2 separate regions of the Homo sapiens genome follow, and region 1 is linked to region 2. Evidence: chromatin contacts called from ENCODE Hi-C or POLR2A ChIA-PET data. All regions are on one chromosome and are shown on one strand. Each heading gives the region's core, a stretch centred on a gene start or an enhancer-like site at or near the end of the contact. The rest is flanking DNA. Distances are from core to core; before and after follow the strand shown. Region 1 overlaps VWA8 (von Willebrand factor A domain containing 8). Region 2 overlaps VWA8 (von Willebrand factor A domain containing 8).

Region 1 (2,748 bases), core at 35-2,534, 44 kb after region 2:
TACAGTAACCAAAACAGCACCATACTGGTACAAAAACAGACACATAGACCAATGGAACAGAATAGAGAACCCAGAAACAAAGTTGCCCACCTATAGCCATATGATTCTCGACAAAGTCAACAAAAACAAGCAATGGGGAAAGAACTCTACTCAATAAGTGGTGCTGGGATAAGTAGCTGGCCGTATGCAGAAGATTGAAACTGGACCTCTTCCTTTTACTACATACAGAAATAAACTCAAAATGGATTAAAGACTTAAATCTAAGACCTAAAACTATAACAACCTAGAAGAAAACTAGGAAATACCATTCTGGACATCAGCCTTGGCAAAGAATTTATGACTAGGTCCCCAAAAGCAATTGCAACAAAAACAAAAATTGACTCATAAAAACAAACACACACACAAAGGGAGAAGAGAACACACTCTGTTACCTTAGAATGCCAACTAATAAATGTCAAAGGAATACTGGAATCAGAAAAATCACCACTTTGCAACTATAGTGATAATAACTGATTCAAGCAAGAATCATGAACAGATGATAAAATTAATGGATGAAAGTTTGATGAAACAAGATTCACATCATCTTCAAATATATGCCCACAAAACACATTATAAAGGAAAAAATAGTAATGTCACAGTGGAGACATCACCCTAACCAAATGTTCAAAGTTAACATCACCAGCAATGGGACAAATTGACATCATGTGTCACCTAGTAGAGCAGTCCCCAACATTTTTGGCCCCAGGACCTGGTTTCGTGGAACAATTTTTCCAGGGACAGGGTAGAGGGAATGGTTTCAGGATAAAACTGTTCCACGTCAGATCATCAGGCATTAGATTCTCATAAGGAGGACACAATTTACATTCCTCGCATGCACAGTTCACACAAGAGGGTTCACGCTCCTGTGAGAATCTACTGCTGCTGGCGAGCTGCTGGTCTGACAGGAGACAGCACTCTGGTGATGATGATCACCTGCCAGCTCCTCACTTCTTGCTGTGTGGGCCTGGGGCACTGGGGACTCCTGATCTAACAGGACACATTGAGAACACAGCATTATTGTGATGTTCCTGCCAATGATGCGTAAGCTGGATCTAAAAACAGAAAACATCAGATGAACCCAGACTGAGGGATGTTCTACAAAATCACTGGCCTATAAGTCTTCAAAAATGTCAAGGTCATGAAAGTCAAGGAAAGATGAGGAACTGTTCAGATTGAAAGACACCAAAGAGACATGTAAAGTAAATGTAATACATGATCTGCAATTGCTTCCTTTTTCTATAAAGGATGTTATTGAGACATCTGAAATTTGAATAAGGTCTGTGGGTTACACATTAATGCTATATCAATGTTAACTTCCTGATTTTGAGGTCTGTGTTGTTGGTTACGTTAGGAGAATGCTCTTGTGAGGAAAAACTGAAATTTTTTTTTTTTTTTTTTGAGACAGAGTCTCGCTCGTGGCCCAAGATGGAGTGCAGCGGCATGCTCTTGGCTCACTGCAACCTCCGCCCCCTGGGTTCAAGCAATTCTCCTGCCTCAGCCTCTCTAGTAGCTGGGATTACAGGCATGTGCTACCATGCTCAGCTAATTTTTATATTTTAGGAGAGATGGGGTTTCGCCATGTTGGCCAGGCTGGTCTCAAACTCCTGACGTCAGTTGATCCGCCCACTTCAGCCTCCCAAAGTGCTGGAATTACAGGCGTGAGCCACCACGCCCAGCCAGTATTTAGAGGTAATGGGGCATCATGTCTACAACTCACATTTAAGTGGTTCACGAAAAATAATGTAGATATATAATATATATCCACACATACAGAGAGACAGAGAGAGAGAGAGAGAGAGAGAGAGAGAAAGTAAAAGGTTTTAACAATGTAATTATATTTTATGAAAAAATGGTTACATTATATCTGGGGACAGAAATTATAGAGTTTGGATTTAAGACTCTGGTGATGGAATGAGTTTTTTTTCCTATTATTTTTATCAGCAAGTGCCCTTGGTGAACATATGCTCCTTTTAAACTCGCCAAAGATTAGAAGATATTAGTGATATCTTCCTCAGAGGTTGAAGAATCAAGACCTGTCCTGTAAAGGAAATGCTATTGCAATTTTAGAGAAGCCATATTATATAAATAAGTATTGAAAATACATTTGTATAGTCTATCTATCTATCTAAATATTTCTTGAGCTGGGCTTAGGTGAGAAGGAGCTATATTCAGAATCTTAAAGTATGTTCCTGTTTTATCTTGAAAGCAGTCAGAGGCCTTCCCTACCATCAAACCAGAGGCACAAAAGAGATGTACATCTGATTTTTAAACTTCGAAATAATTATGGGCTACAAAAGAAGAAACATTGTTATTTTAAGACTAAGGGAGTCATAATTACAATAATGGCGACTATTTACTGCTGTGAAATAGTCCTTACAGATTGTTGAGAGTAACCCGAAGCAGACTGGAACACATGAACTTGTTTCCGATATTGTGTCAGATTTTTCTCTTTCTGAGTAATGACTTATATGTAAATATGAAGGCAGAGCAGTTGAGGGAATGATGACTTACAATCAAATGCAGCACTTTCCTCTTTGGCTTGTGCAAAACCTATTTAAGTTTCAGATTTTCCTACGAGGGTTCTACAGATGTTCTTTATGGAAAGGATTATTCAGCCCTCACCAGCAACGTGAAATGTAGGCCCTTCAACAGCTTTGTATTCCCCTCTTAAAACAAACATCCCGAAGAAAAAAATAATAAAAATTATCC
Region 2 (2,821 bases), core at 310-2,809:
ATGAAGGTTTGCTACATACCAGGTTCTTGGTGTAGGTCCTGGGGTTATACTAGAGCACAAAACAGATGGATGCCTGCCCCCCAGGAACTTACAGTCAGAGGAGAGACAACCAATTATTCACACAAATCACATAACGGGAAAGAGTGATAAGAGTTGTGGAGAAAAGGTACAGGATGCCATAAAAGCATCAATGGTGGGAACCGACCTCATTCTGCATATGCCTAAGTGGCAAAACCGTTTTAAAACCTATTATTTGATGATAGCGAGGAATTATTACTTTTTAAAGACTTAATAATAGTATTGTGAGTTTGTATTTTTTTGTTTTTATATTATGCAGATACACTTGGAAATATTGACAATGAAATGATAGAAGTCTTGGATTAGCTTCAAAACAAGCCAGCAGAGAAGACTAGGAGTAGAGCCAGAGTTTTCCTCTTGAAGTTGGGGGGTCGGGTCCATCGCATTCATTATATGTTCCTCTCAACTTTTATGTTTGAAAAGTTCCTAGTAAAAGGTTGAAAAATTTTCAGCAGCATTAAATGAAATATTCACCAAATGGGATGAAAGTCCCATTTCTACATGAAAGTAGAAAGCAACATCTTTCTCTTGGTGTTTTGCTGTGCCCCATCTTTCTCAGGATCTCCATGTGTTTCTATTTCTTTCTCTCCTTTCTCACACGCTTGGCCAACTCCTCTGTCTTTCAACCACCTTACGGTATTCTCTTTTACTTCAACTGAGACTCTTCTCTGCAGCATTTACTAGAGGTGTACATTTTCCTCATCCCTTCCCCATGTCCTCTCTTTCCTCTCTTACATCCGCTAAATTCATTTGCGTTAAGGGCACAGATGCCCCTTACTTCTTCCCCTGTAGGGCAATTGTCCTGAAGAGAACCACACTCCTTACTCCTATTATGGCAACAGGAGAAGGGCGTACATACTTGTGGCCAGGCACTGTTACCTTTCTGCCTCCCTGTGAACTATGTGTGTGCCAGAACACTCTTATCTACCTGTCCACTTGGGCAAAAAATTAGACTGAACAATTACTTGGCAGGTTTTAAGGGTGGCAACAACAGAACTCATTAATTGCGGAGGGGAGAATGACACATTTCCAATTGTTTAGTTCTTTTTCTAAATGGGTACTTTATAATTCATAAGAAATGCAGAGAACTTTCATTCTAACAAGACTGTTCACTACACTATTCTCTACCCTTTTTTGAGAGGCATAAACACTTTCATTCCTAACATAGTTACCTGTTCTCATAACCTCCCTGGGAGAAAGGGAGAGTGAATTTTATTTCCAGAAGAGCAAATTCAGGCACAAAGAGGACAGATAAACTGTCAACAGTCACCAGGGAAGCCAGCAGAAGGGCTGAGAGCAACACTCTTGCCTCTAGCATCAAGTGTGTTATTTACCTGCTGAACCCTCGAGGGTCTGAGCTGGCAGGCTTTCCTGAGGGTGTGGCGGCAGGGCCTGCATTCTTGTCTCTATTGTCCTGTACTGTTTACTTGCAGGATGTGGAAGCACAGCATGTAATGTAATACCAGATGTTCTACGTGGGAGGAATTTCATAACTCATACATTTTAGCATGCTTTTTTCTAACTGCGCCCATCTCCTTTCATGCAGCACAAAAATGTAAATCTGTTTCCCAAACTACTACCAGGTCCTGGAATCTAAAAGGAAATACTGGTGGTTCTTTGGTATTTTTCACTTTTAGTTGAAGCACACATGTGGATGTCTAGGGTAACATCATGTGGATTCTTCTTATTTTTTAAATGGCTCCTATTGTAGTGGCCCAGAACAGCTGGGGAATGTCCGAGGGCCACAGGCTCACTGGCCTAGATTAAGGCCTCTACTCACTGATGAGGCCTCCCTATCCAAACTCACTGTCCCTCCTCCCGAGCTGGTACCCATTATCCTGAGTGGGCTAGCTGCCTCTCTCTTCCATAGACACTATGCTCATCCTGCCCTGGTGCCTCTGCTCATTTAGTTTTCCCTTTCTGAAATATCCTAGCTCTTCTCTTCCCATCTCTAAATCCTAGCTGAGCTCTGGCCCCACCTCACATCAGCCCACTAAACTTGCCTTTCTCTGCACTGCTGGAGGGGACAGCCTCCGCACCCTATGACTTTAGCACTTAACTCTGTGCATGTGTGTATGTATGTTCCCTTGTCCTGTCTCCGCACTAATCTGCAAGATTTCTGAGGGCAGGAAGGGACCATTGTGTAGACTTACCTGAATTCCCTATGTTGCCTAGGAACAGATAGACATGGATGGGGCGATTTGAGCTTTAGATTTTAAGGAGCCTGAGTAGAAAGAACAGGTGATTTTGTTTATTTGGCTGTTTCCGTTAGGGACGGGGATGGCTGTGGATTTCAGTTTGAGGTCCGAGTTGCTGCATGAGGTGGAGGTGGAAACACACACAAATCTAGGTTTCCCCACAGTCCATCATGACATTTCACCATAGCAGTAGTGCTGGTCTAAATGTGATGGGAGCACTGACCTCTGCTGGAATGCTCTCTGGCCCATCTCTCTAGCAGCTCTCTTGACCTCTTCGGGAACTGCATCTTTCTCAGCCTGAGAGACCTGGTACACCGTATGGCCTGCATCCAGCCGGTAAGGGCCTCCTTTGCCACCCAGGCCTGCCGTGTCTCTTCCCCCTGGAAGGAAAACGTGGAAATTCAGATGATAAATCTGAACTTGACCACAGAACAAAAGTTGGGTCATGGTTTTAGGACAGCCTTGTGGAGGATATTAATTGTACTTAACTAGTAATTAAACAGTCAAATTACCTTCTGGAAAAAGATGTATTCTCTTGTTTAGGA

What was found. Hi-C counts contacts between places; a loop is a spot of excess contacts on that map. ChIA-PET counts read pairs that join two places held with the same protein, here RNA polymerase II (POLR2A). Pooled maps may share reads with other maps.
Region 1: a loop to region 2 is called in a map of cardiac septum, with 3 times the contacts of the local background. The contact joins two enhancer-like sites. A Hi-C loop is called at or near these places in 25 of 168 maps with a recorded cell type or tissue (Caco-2, Calu3, HepG2 and 14 more) and 19 of 50 pooled maps. POLR2A ChIA-PET finds 5 or more read pairs at or near these places in 10 of 52 experiments (AG04450, Caco-2, HepG2 and 6 more).

Annotation. Positions count from the first base shown.
Region 1 is chr13:41,653,672-41,656,419 of GRCh38, forward strand. All of the region lies in intron 37 of VWA8 (von Willebrand factor A domain containing 8), which reads right to left. Among named protein-coding and RNA genes, the nearest start is that of MIR5006, 87 kb to the left of the region's middle. Within about 2 kb of position 1,285, at least 2 of the 41 ENCODE cell types and tissues checked have a DNase peak (open chromatin) inside an H3K27ac peak, as active enhancers do.
Region 2 is chr13:41,609,077-41,611,897 of GRCh38, forward strand. It overlaps VWA8 (von Willebrand factor A domain containing 8), which reads right to left. Exons shown (of 45, transcript NM_015058.2): 39 at 2,500-2,656. Among named protein-coding and RNA genes, the nearest start is that of MIR5006, 42 kb to the left of the region's middle. Within about 2 kb of position 1,560, at least 14 of the 41 ENCODE cell types and tissues checked have a DNase peak (open chromatin) inside an H3K27ac peak, as active enhancers do.